2 separate regions of the Homo sapiens genome follow, and region 2 is linked to region 1. A link is an interaction called in ENCODE POLR2A ChIA-PET data of the cell type or tissue named here. Cell type or tissue: B cell. All regions are shown on one strand. Each heading gives the region's core, and the rest is flanking DNA. Links, peaks and the distances in the headings are about the cores only.

Region 1 (5,367 bases), core at 226-5,225:
ATCAGAGGCCGTTTTGCTGGGAGTGGGAAGGGGTGTGTATTTGGGAGGGAGGGGCGCAAGCCATCACACCTGCCCATGGCCAGGTAGGCAGGGCCTATGGGAGGGTTTCCTGGCAGAGGGAACACCCCCTGCAAAGGCCTGAAGGCCAGCAGTGCCAGAGAGAACTCAGAGGAGGCAGGTGCAGGGGGTGGGGCTGGGGAACCCGGTCAGCACTGGGACTAGGACTGGACAGGACGGGCTAGGACCAGTCACTTGGTTTCTGCAAGAGAGAAGCTTGGAGGCAGGATCTTCATTTTAGAAAGGTCACTGGGGAAGGTGGGAGGTTGGGCCAGGACCCTGGGGCCTGGCCTGGGCCCATGGATAGGAGGCCAGGTACTGAAATGATGCAATAGTACTAGGCTAGGTGCAGTGGCTCACACCTGTAATCCCGGTGCTTTGGGAGGCCGATGCGGGAAGATTGCATGAGGCCAGAAGTTTGAGACCAGCCTGGGCAACATAGCGAGACCCTGTCTCTGCAAAAAATAAAAAAATTAGCCGGGCATGGTGGTGTGTGCCTGCAGTCCCAGTTACTTGGGAGGCTGAGGTGGGAAGTTCACTAGGGTCCGGGAGTTCAAGGCTGCAGTGAGGTATGATTGTGCCACTGCACTCCAGACTGGGCAATATAGGAAGATGCCATCTCTAAAAAAAAAAAATTAGCCAAGCATGGTGACATATACCTGTAGTCATAGCTACTCAGGAGGCCGAGACTGAGGTTTGCCTGTACCCTGGAGTTTGAGGCTGCAGTAAGCTGTGATTGTGCTGCTGATGCAGCCTGGGCACAGAGTGAGATCCTGCCTCTAAAATAAATAAGGCCGGGCGCGGTGGCTCATGCCTGTAATCCCAGCACTTTGGGCTGCTGAGGCAGGTGGATCACCTGAGGCCAGGAGTTCGAGACCAGCCTGGCCAAAATGGCAAAACCCCATCTCTACTAAAAATACAAAGAAATTAGCCGGGTGTGGTGCTGGGCGCCTGTAATCCCAGCTACTTGGGGGGCTGAGGCAGGAGTAAGCTGAGATTGCGCCACTACACTCCAGCCTGGGTGACAAAGCAAGACTCCATCTCAAAAAAAAAAAAAGTTAATAAACTACTTAATTGTGCATCTCCTGTGTGCCAGCCCTACTCTATGCTTTGGGGATGGAATGTTGGAGGATCCCACCTTGGGGAGCTGTGTGTGAGCTCCCCACACAGCTCAGATGGGGGTATGGGGTCTGTATGTGAGCCAGAACAAAATGCAGCTAAGTGACATTTAGCATGTGTTAGTTCCACAGAGAAAAATGAGGCATGGGGGGTGGAGGTGGGAGAGGTGTGAATGGGGGTGAGAGAAGTCTCTGAGGAAATGTCATTCGAGCGGAATCACTCTGAGCTTGGCAAGGTTACCCTGTCTTACTGACGGGAAACCTAGACCAGAGAGGCCAGGAAGCCCGCCCAGGATCACACAGCACAGAGGTGGCCAAGCAGGGACTGGAATGCAGGGCAGCCTGGGTGCACAGAGGGCACTGTAGCAGCAGCAAAGGGAGAGGAGAGGAGTAGGTAGATTTCAGTACTCTCAGAATGCGGATGGGATCAACGAGGAGGAAGTAGATGACGGAGGCTGGAAAGTCACTTCCTGCTAAGTGGCCAGTGTCAGTGTTCCAGGCAGAGCTGCTTGGGAGGTGGTTTCTGGAAGGCTCCAAGTACTCCTGCTGCTGTGTCCCAGAAAACCCTTAGGGCCAGGCCCCTGCTCACCAAGCTCCTAGGAGACTTCTGGGGGGCTCATTTCGGAGGCAGTCCAGGCCGAGGGTGAATGTTGGTGCCCTTTGCATGCAGCAGTCTGGGAACTTTTAGAAGCAAAATCGGATAAGTCCCAGGGCTCCTGGCGCTCTCAGCCTGGCATGCGAGGCCCTCTGCGCCTGCCCTGCCCTGTCCTCAAACTCTCCCCTGAGAGCTGCGTCTCCGTCGCCCAGGCTGTGCCCTCCTGTGCCCGACTTAGAACTGTTCGGAATAACACTCAAAATTTTAAGGAAATTAAACACTCGAACAAAGGATTTTTAGCAAAGCAATTTTACTTCTGTACAGAGGGGTGCTTGTCCTTGGCCAGTCGCCATGAGAGCACACCTGAACAAAGGGACACGAGAGCCTTTATTCCTGATGCAAGTCCTGCTCCTGTACCCTCTCCCCATTGGCCGGGGTCGGGTCATACAATCTAAACCAATTTTGGTTGGCTAAACATTTGAATTTTTGTAGATAAGGTGGGCACGTAAAAGAGAGAGGAAAGGGGAAGGGATGTCTGTAGTGAACTAGAAAGTTAGTCTTCTTTGTAAATAAGGGAAGGAATGTGAGCTGGTACTGGTAACGCCTGGTACTGTGGCGTGCCTGGGCATCTAACAAAGCCAGAAAGGAAAAAGGAAAAAAGAGTGTGTATGTGTGTGTGGGGTACTATGAATTAAAAGATTGATCAGCCTGTTTGAAGAGAAACCTCATCATATTCCACACTACAAATACCCCAGGCCCAGAAAGTCACCTTCTCCTGCCTGTGCCCACAGCTCTGTGTTCTCTTGGGCGTCACTCCCGCCCTATGTTCTGAAGCTGTGATTGTCCGTTGTCTGAGCTGGGCGCTGGTGGCGTCTGGGGCATCACCATTGTCCTCACAGTGCCTGGCGCCTCAGACACAAAGTGGAGTCACAGGACAGCACAGGCCACAGGCAAACACCAGAGGTCCAAAGCCGGGCCCTGGCTGGGAGTTACTGGAGGGTCTGCCTAAGATGTGTTTGCTCAGAAGGCCAGGTGCCCTGGTGGTTAGACAGCTCAGGCCCTGTGCCTTCAGTCCATGTTCATGCCACCCCCAGATGCTGTGTGACCCTGGGCAGGCCCCCACCCTCTGGGCCTCATTTGCATCTGTAAAATGGAGCCAGCAGACCCATTTTAATGGATCCTGTCATGGTTAAATGGGTTAATAGGCAGGTGCAGTGGGGTCATTGCAGGGAGTTCAAGACCAGCCTGGACACCATAGTGAGACCTTGCCTCTACAAGAAACTTAAGGTGGCCTGGTGTGGTGGCTCACGCCTGTAATCCCAGCACTTTGGACTCCATTGCACTCCAGCCTGGGTGACACAGTGAGACTCTGTCTGTTAAAGAAACAAACAAACAAAAAAACCAAAAAACTTAAGGTGGTGGTGGGTACCTGTGATCCCAGCTACTTGGGAGGCTGAGACGGGAGGATCACTTGAGCCCTACAGTTGGAGGTTGTAGTGAGCTGTGACCTTACCACTGCACTCCAGCCAGGGCAGCAGAGTGAGACCCTGTCTCTATTTAAAAAGAAATCAAAAAGGTTAATAATCATGAAAAGTTCTCAATGCCTTGCTTGGCATAGAGTCAGTGTTGAATAGCTATTAGCTACTCTAATGTTTTGAACTCAGTAATGCGTGTGTATGATGCGGAATTCAAAGATGTCGGAAAACATGCAGTGGCTCCTTCCCCACCAGGCCCCAGCCGCCCCGGGTCCTGTTTTGTTTCCCTTTGGTTGTCTTAGTCACAAAGTACAGACTTTCTTCTGTACCTTTTCCTTCCCCTTCCCCCCTCCCCCTTCCCTTCCCCCCCCCACTTCCCTTTCCCCTTCCCCCTTCCCTTTCCCTTTTCCTTCTCTTCTTCCTTTCCTTTTCTTTCTTCAGTAAAACTGATCACTACAAACCTTTTCTTTTTTTCTCACTTAGTACACCAAAAAGGGAGTTACATGTCTAGAAAGGACAGGCTCTTTTTGTGTGTCTGTTGCTGCATAGCAGCATGGATAGGCCATAATTTATATATAAATACACGTATTTTATTCTATTTTAAAGGTTTTTGTTTTGTTTTTTTCCCCCGAGACGGAGTTTCGCTCTTTGTTGTGCAAGCTGGTGCAATGGCGCGATCTCAGCTCATTCCAACCTCTGCCTCCTGGGTTCAAGCGATTCTCCTGTCTCAGCCTCCTGAGTAGCTGGCATTAAAGGCACCCACCACCACGCCTGGCTAATTTTTGTAATTTTAGTAGAGATGGGGTTGCACCATGTTGGCCAAGCAGGTCTCGAACTCCTGACCTCAAACGATCCACCCACCTCGGCCTCTGAAAGTGTTTGGATTACAGGCGTGAGCCATTATGCCCAGCAATATATCTTATATATAAGGTGATTGAAAATATATGTTTTCAAAAAGAAAACATATTTTCAGTCAGCTTCCTTAGGTTGAACGTAATTTATATTTAACTAGTCCCCTGTTGCTGGGCTTTAAAATTCTTTGAGATCTGAATTTTTCGTCTTATTGAGAAACTAACAGGGTTGTAACAATTCTGTGGGCAAATTTTAATGGAATGTCCACCCTGTACTTTTGTATCTGAATCTTCACGAACATGTTCTCCTTGACTTGTGACCTTTTCCTGAGATTTCAGTTAGATATAGTTAATCGCTTAAGTCTTTTTTTTTTTTTTTGAGACGGAGTCTCACTCTGTTGCCAGGCTGGAGTGCAGTGGCGCTATCTCAGCTCACTGCAGCCTCCGCCTCCCAGGTTCAAGCGATTCTGCCTCAGCCTCCTGAGTAGCTGGGACTACAGGCACCCTCCACCTCGCCTGGCTAATTTTTTGTATTTTAGTAGAGACGGGGTTTTACCGTGTTGGCCAGGATGGTCTTGATCTGCTGACCTCATAATCTGCCCGCCTCAGCCTCCCAAAGTGCTGGGATTATAGGCGTGACCCACTACAACTGGCCAATCGCATAAATCTTAAACATATACCTTGATTTTCTTGTCTTCTTCTTCTTCTTTTTTGGAGACAGTCTCCCTCTGTTGCCCAGGCTGGAGTGCAACGGCGCAATCATGGCTCACTGCAGCCTCAGTCTCCTGGGCTCAAGTAATCCTCCTGCCACAGCCTCCCGAGTAGCTGACACTACAGGGGAATGCCACCATCCGCAGTGAATTACTTTTTACTTTTTGTAGAGACAGGGGCTCGTTATGTTGCCCAGGCTGGTCTCGAACTCCTGACTTCAAGTGATCCACCCACCTTGGCCTCCCAAAGTGCTGGGATTACAGGTGTGAGCCACTGCTGCAAGTTTTGATTTTCTAATAAATGATTGTACCTTGGTACCTACTGGCTAGATCAAGATGCAGGACTTCTTCATGGTCTCAGAAAGTCCCTCCTGCCCCTTCTAGTCCATTTCCCGAAAGGGAACCACTGCCCTGATTTCTATCTCCAGAGACTAGCTTTGCCGGTTCAAGTTCAAGTCCACCCTGTGACTCAGCAAGAGAAACAAGGACATGTGTCTACAAAAAGCGCATATGAGAATGTTCAGAACAGCTTTATTTGTAATAAATTCAAGCTAGGAAGAC
Region 2 (5,367 bases), core at 49-5,048, 430 kb before region 1:
GCCTGTAGGGGCTGTAGAGCAGTGGGTGAGGGGGATGCGTGTGTTACCTTCTGGCCCTGGGTCTGCAGGGCGAGCTGCAACAGCGCCGTGGACAGGGCTGGCCCATTGAGCAGCGGCATGGCTGGGGGGGCACCCAGGAGGCCTGGAGGGAGACATAGGAGGATGTGTGGGGGTCCCTGTGTCCTCCCTGCCCCACCTCACGAAACACAGCCCTGAACCCATTGATGGGGCAGGAAACTGACACTCTGGGGCCGGGGGGTGGGCAGTGGACTTGCCCAAAGGAAGGGCCTAGAAGGGGCAGAGGCTACTCCAGTGAAGGTCAGCCCCCTCTTGTCAGCACCCCACCTCACTGCAGGCTGCTGTGTGGCCCTGGTCCCGGCCCCCAGTTGTGGACAGCAGCAGCCCCCGCTATGACTCCATACTCCCCCTCGGCCCTACTCCTGGGGCTCCTGTCACTGCAGCCAAGATGAGCAGTTTCGGGAAGTGCCGGGGGCAGCGCTGCAGCCCCTGTTCTGCACAGTGGGGCCCCTGTCCAGCCCCACCTTACCCTGCTTCCCCCCCGCACTGCCATGGAGCAGGGGGTTGAGCAGCAGCTGGAGGGACGCGGATGGGCCCAGGTTGTTGAGCAGCTGCAGGATGTTGGGCTCGGGGAGGAGTCCCTTCCCCCGATTGAGGGCCTGCAGGAAGGAACAGAAGCAGCTCAGAGTGCCGCTGGGGCCCTGACATCCCCATGGGGCTCCCATCCCCACCCCGCCACCTCTGCCCGCACAGGCTCACCGTGGCCTGGGCAGCGATGAGAGCGGCCAGCATACTGCGGCCGGGGGGCCCAGGGGCGCAGAAGGAGACTCGCAGGTGGCTGCCCCCCAGGGACAGGCCGTCCGCCTGCTGCTGTGCCTCCTCCGCCATCTCAGCCGTCTCATACTCCAGCACCGCGAAGCCCTTCAGCTGCCCATCCTGGCCGCACGCCAGCTGCCGGAGGAAGGCAGGCAGTCATGAGCATCTGGGCAGCAGTGACTGCACCACCCCGGGAAGTGACAACCGTAACCAGACTCAGCTGCCCCATAAGGGTGAACTCCACGCCAGGCCTCCACTGCCCTGTGCCTCATTCCTGCATCAGCTCATCTGATTTTCCCAATGACCCTGGGAGGCTGCATCATACCCATTTCTCAGAGAAGGCAACTGAGGCACGGAGAGGTCAGCGCACCCAAGGCCACACAGCTGGAGGGAGGGCGGAGCTGGGAGCCACCTCACCAACAAAGCCAAGGCCACGGGCGGATGCGGTGGCTCACACCTGTAATCCCAGCACTTTGGGAGGCCGAGGCGGGCAGATAACCTGAGGTCGGGAGTTCGAGACCAGCCTGACCAACATGGAGAAACCCCGTCTCTACTAAAAATACAAAATTAGCCAGGCGTGGTGGCACATGCCTGTATTCCCAGCTACTTGGGAGGCTGAGGCAGAGGCAAGAGAGTCACTTGAACCTGTGAGGCAGAGGTTGCGGTGGGCCGAGATCGCGCCACTGCACTCCAGCCTGGGCAACAAGAGCAAAACTCCATCTCAAAAAAAAAAAAAAAAAAGAGATAATCAGCAACGGGTGGGGAAGGAAGGGCTCTCGTTCCAGACAGTGGCCAAGCCAGGTAGCAGTGCTAAGGGAAGTGGTTGGGCTGGGCACCGGCACTTGCTGAATGCCCGGGCAGCAAAGGTGCAGGTAGCAGCCCTTCACCTCTGCCCACGCCCTGTGCCAAGGTCTGGGCACAGATCTCCCATAACCAAACCTGTCGGCTTTTGTTTTGTTTTGTTTTTTTTGAGACAGAGTCTTGCTCTGTCACCCCGGAGTGCAGTGATGTGAACTTAGCTTACCGTAACCTCCACCTCCTGGGTTCAAGTGATTCTCCTGCCTCAGCCTCCTGGTAGCTGGGATTACAGGTGTGCACCACCACGCCCAGCTAATTTTTGTATTTTTAGTAGAAATGAGGTTTCACCATGTCGGCAAGGCTGGTCTTGAACTCCTGACCTCAAGCGATCCGCCTGCCTTGGCCTCCCAAAGTGCTGGATTACAGGCGTGAGCCACTGTGCCCGGCCATAAACACACCCATCTTAGGGATGAACAGAGAGAGACTCAGAGGGGTCACAGAGTGATCAAGGCCACACAATTCCTAAGTCGAGGGACTGATGTGTGAACCTCAAGCTGCTTCACTGTCAAGCCCACCCTCCATTCAGCTGGGTCACCTAACATTAAAGGTGGGCTCCTCGGAGGACATCACTTCAACGCCTGCTACTCATCAGATGCTCAACAAATGTTTGGTGAGACCAGGCCCAGTGGCTCGAATCTATAATCCCAGCTCTTTGGGAGGCAAAGGCAGGAGGATCGTTTGAGCACAGGAGTTTCAGACCAGCCTGGGCAACATAGGGAGACCCCATCTTCACATAATTTTTTTTTTTTTTGAGGGAGTCTCGCTCTGTTGCCCAGGCTGGAGTGCGGTGGCATGATCTTGGCTCACTGCAACCTCCACCTCCCTGGTTCAATCAATTCTCCTGCCTCAGCTTCCCGAGTAGCTGGGATTAAAGGCACCTACCACCACGCCTGGCTAATTTTTTTTCTATTTTTAATAGAGACAGGGTTTTTGTTTTTTGTTTTGTTTTTTTTGAGACGGAGTCTCGCTCTGCCACCCAGACTGGAATGCAGTAGTGGGATCTTGGCTCACCACAACCTCTGTCTCCCAGGTTCAGGTGATTCTTCTGCCTCAGCCTCCCAAATAGCTGGGACCACAGGCACATGCCACCACACCCAGCTAATTTTTTTTTTTGTATTTTTAATGGAGATAGGGTTTCACCATGTTAGCCAGGATGGCCTCGATCTCCAGACCTCGTGATGCACCCACCTCGGCCTCCCAAAGTGCTGGGATTACAGGCGTGAGCCACCGTGCCATGAGACAGGGTTTTACCATGTTGGCCAGGCTGGTTTCGAACTCCTGACCTCAAGTGATCTGCCCGCCGCAGCCTCCCAAAGTGCTGGGATTACAGGCATGAGCCACTGTGCCCGGCCTCTACATAAAATTTTAAAAATCAGCTGGGCATGGTGATGCATTCCTGTAGTTCCCCAGCTACATGGGAGGCCAAGGTAGGAGGATTTCTTGAACCCAGGAGGTCGAGGCCGGAGTGTACTCCTCCAGCCTGGGTGATTGAGAACCTGTCTCAAAAAAAAAAAAAATTAAGTTTAGTGAATGTTCGAGTGGAGGAATGAATGGGCAGCTGTTCACAACAACCTGATCATGAAGCACTGCCAGCCCCATTTTGAGATGTGGAAACAGGCTAGGAGAGTACCTGTAGCTGGTCATGACCCTGTGACCTTTGATCTCCACATAAGAAGGTAAGGCCAGGCCAGCGCAGTGGCTCACACCTGTAATCTCAGCACTTGGGGAGGCCGAGGCAGGTGTATCACCTGAAGTCAGGAGTTCAAGACCAGCCTGGCCAACACGGCGAAACCCCATCTCTATTAAAAACACAAAAATTAGCTGGGTGTGGTGTCAGGCGCTGTCATCCCAGCTACTCGGGAGGCTGAAGCTGGAGAATCACTTGAACCCAGGAGGCGGAGGATGCAGTGAGCCAAGATCGCGCCCCTGCACTCCAGACTGGGTGACAGAGCAAGACTCTGTCTTAAAAAAATATAAAATAAAATAAAAGAAAGGTGAGGCCATTGTGCTAACTCATCTTCTGTCCTGAGCCCGCACAGGCGGCCTGGTACATAGCAGGCCTGGTACGTAGCAGGTGTCCAAGAGAAAGCAGCAGAATGGATGAATGATAAGTAAACAGAGAGGGGGTTCCCGTGGCTCATGGATACTCAGTTTTTGTTTTTTTTGTTTCTTTGAGACGGAGTCTCGCTCTGTCGCCCAGGCTGGAGTGCAGCGGCACGATCTCCACTAACCGCAACCGCAGTCTTCTGGGTTCAAGCAATTCTCCTGTCTCAGCCTCCTGAGTAGCTGAGATTACAGGCGCGTGGCGCCATGCCTGGCTACCTTTTTTTTTTTGTTGTATTTTTAGTAGAGACGGGATTTCTCCATGTTTGTCAGGCTGGTCTCAAACTCCTGACCTCAGGTGATCCGTCCGTCTCGGCCTCCAAAGAGCTGGCATTACAAGCGTGAGCCACTGCGCCTGGCCTGTTTTTTTTTTTTTTTTTTTTTCTGTTTTTGAGATGCAGTGTTGCTTTGTCACCCAGGCTGGAGTACAGTGGCGTGATCTCAGCTCACTGCAACCTCCACCTCCCAGGTACAAGCGATTCTCCTGCCTCAGCCTCCTGAGTAGCTGGGATTACAGGCCTGCACCACCACACCTGGCTAATTTTTTTTGTATTTTTAGTAGAGACAGGGTTTCACCATGTTGGCCAGGCTGGTCTTGAACTCTTGACCTCAAGTGATCCACCTGCCTCGGCCTCTCAAAGTGCTGGGATTACATGCATGAGCCACCTCACCCAGCCTGTTTCTTGTTTTAAATATAGAGATGGTGTCCCACTATCTTGCCCAGGCTAGTCTTGAACTCCTGGTCTCGAGTGATCCTCCTGCCTCTGCCTCCCAACAGACACCTAGTTTAAATGGGGCACCAATACCCCACTTACACGAGAGGGACCCACTCAAGCCCACAGAGCTGGGGGTCCGAGCCCAGGACTGTCTCTCTGTTTTTGAGATAAGGGTCTAGCTCTGTTGCTCAGGCTGTAGTGTCATGGTGCTGTGGTGCGATCATGGCTCACTGCAGCCTCGGACTCCCAGAATCAGGCAATCCTCCCACCTCAGCCTCCTGAGTAGCTGGGACTACAGGCACACCATCATACCTATCTAATTTTTGTATAGAGAGGATTTCACCATATTGCCCAGGCTGGTCTCGAACTCCTGGGCTCGAGGGATCCGCCCGCCTCAGCCTCCCAAAGTGTTAGGGTTACAGGTGTGAGTCACTGCACCTGGCCAGGCCTACCCCTTTTAAGCCTCTGCACTGGCCTCCGCTCACTGGCCCAAGCTCTGGAGCTAGGCTGCGGTGTTCTGATCCCAGCTCTGCCAGACCCTGGCTGTTTAACTCTAGGCAAGTTACTTGACCCCTCTGTGCCTTGGTATCCTCACCTGAAAATGGGAGTGATACCTGCCTCTCAGGGTTGCTACAGGATGAAGCAACTGAAGGTTACGTACTCAGAGTCCACAGCGAGTGCTGGGGGAATGTCCCCTTTGGGATCTCTGGGGATCAAGACCTTCTGGGGGCTCTTAGAGAGTGAGTCTGGCCTGTTCTCGCCCCACTGCACCTGTTACAGGGCGAGGCACACACACAGAAGTGCCTGGCATGTGTGGCTTGAATGAACAAGGGACTGTTTTGCCAACCCATTGTGC

What was found. Peaks named below come from ENCODE experiments on the same cell type or tissue, not always from the same donor. Only the 100,000 strongest peaks of a DNase experiment are listed, where the experiment ranks them.
Region 2: POLR2A ChIA-PET joins it to region 1 with 5 read pairs; 2 of 35 experiments call an interaction of 5 or more read pairs at or near these places.

Annotation. Positions count from the first base shown.
Region 1 is chr19:10,749,800-10,755,166 of GRCh38, forward strand. All of the region lies in intron 1 of DNM2 (dynamin 2), which reads left to right. It overlaps LOC124904637 (a long non-coding RNA gene), which reads right to left. Exons shown (of 2, transcript XR_007067139.1): 2 at 5,318-5,367. Among named protein-coding and RNA genes, the nearest start is that of MIR4748, 28 kb to the right of the region's middle. RefSeq lists an enhancer at 752-1,373. In B cell, for the core only: no CTCF peak of the experiment used is centred there; no DNase peak of the experiment used is centred there; H3K27ac peaks cover 3,474 bases.
Region 2 is chr19:10,322,598-10,327,964 of GRCh38, forward strand. It overlaps RAVER1 (ribonucleoprotein, PTB binding 1), which reads right to left. Exons shown (of 13, transcript NM_133452.3): 4 at 778-969; 5 at 548-677; 6 at 48-142. Among named protein-coding and RNA genes, the nearest start is that of RAVER1, 8.2 kb to the right of the region's middle. In B cell, for the core only: no CTCF peak of the experiment used is centred there; no DNase peak of the experiment used is centred there.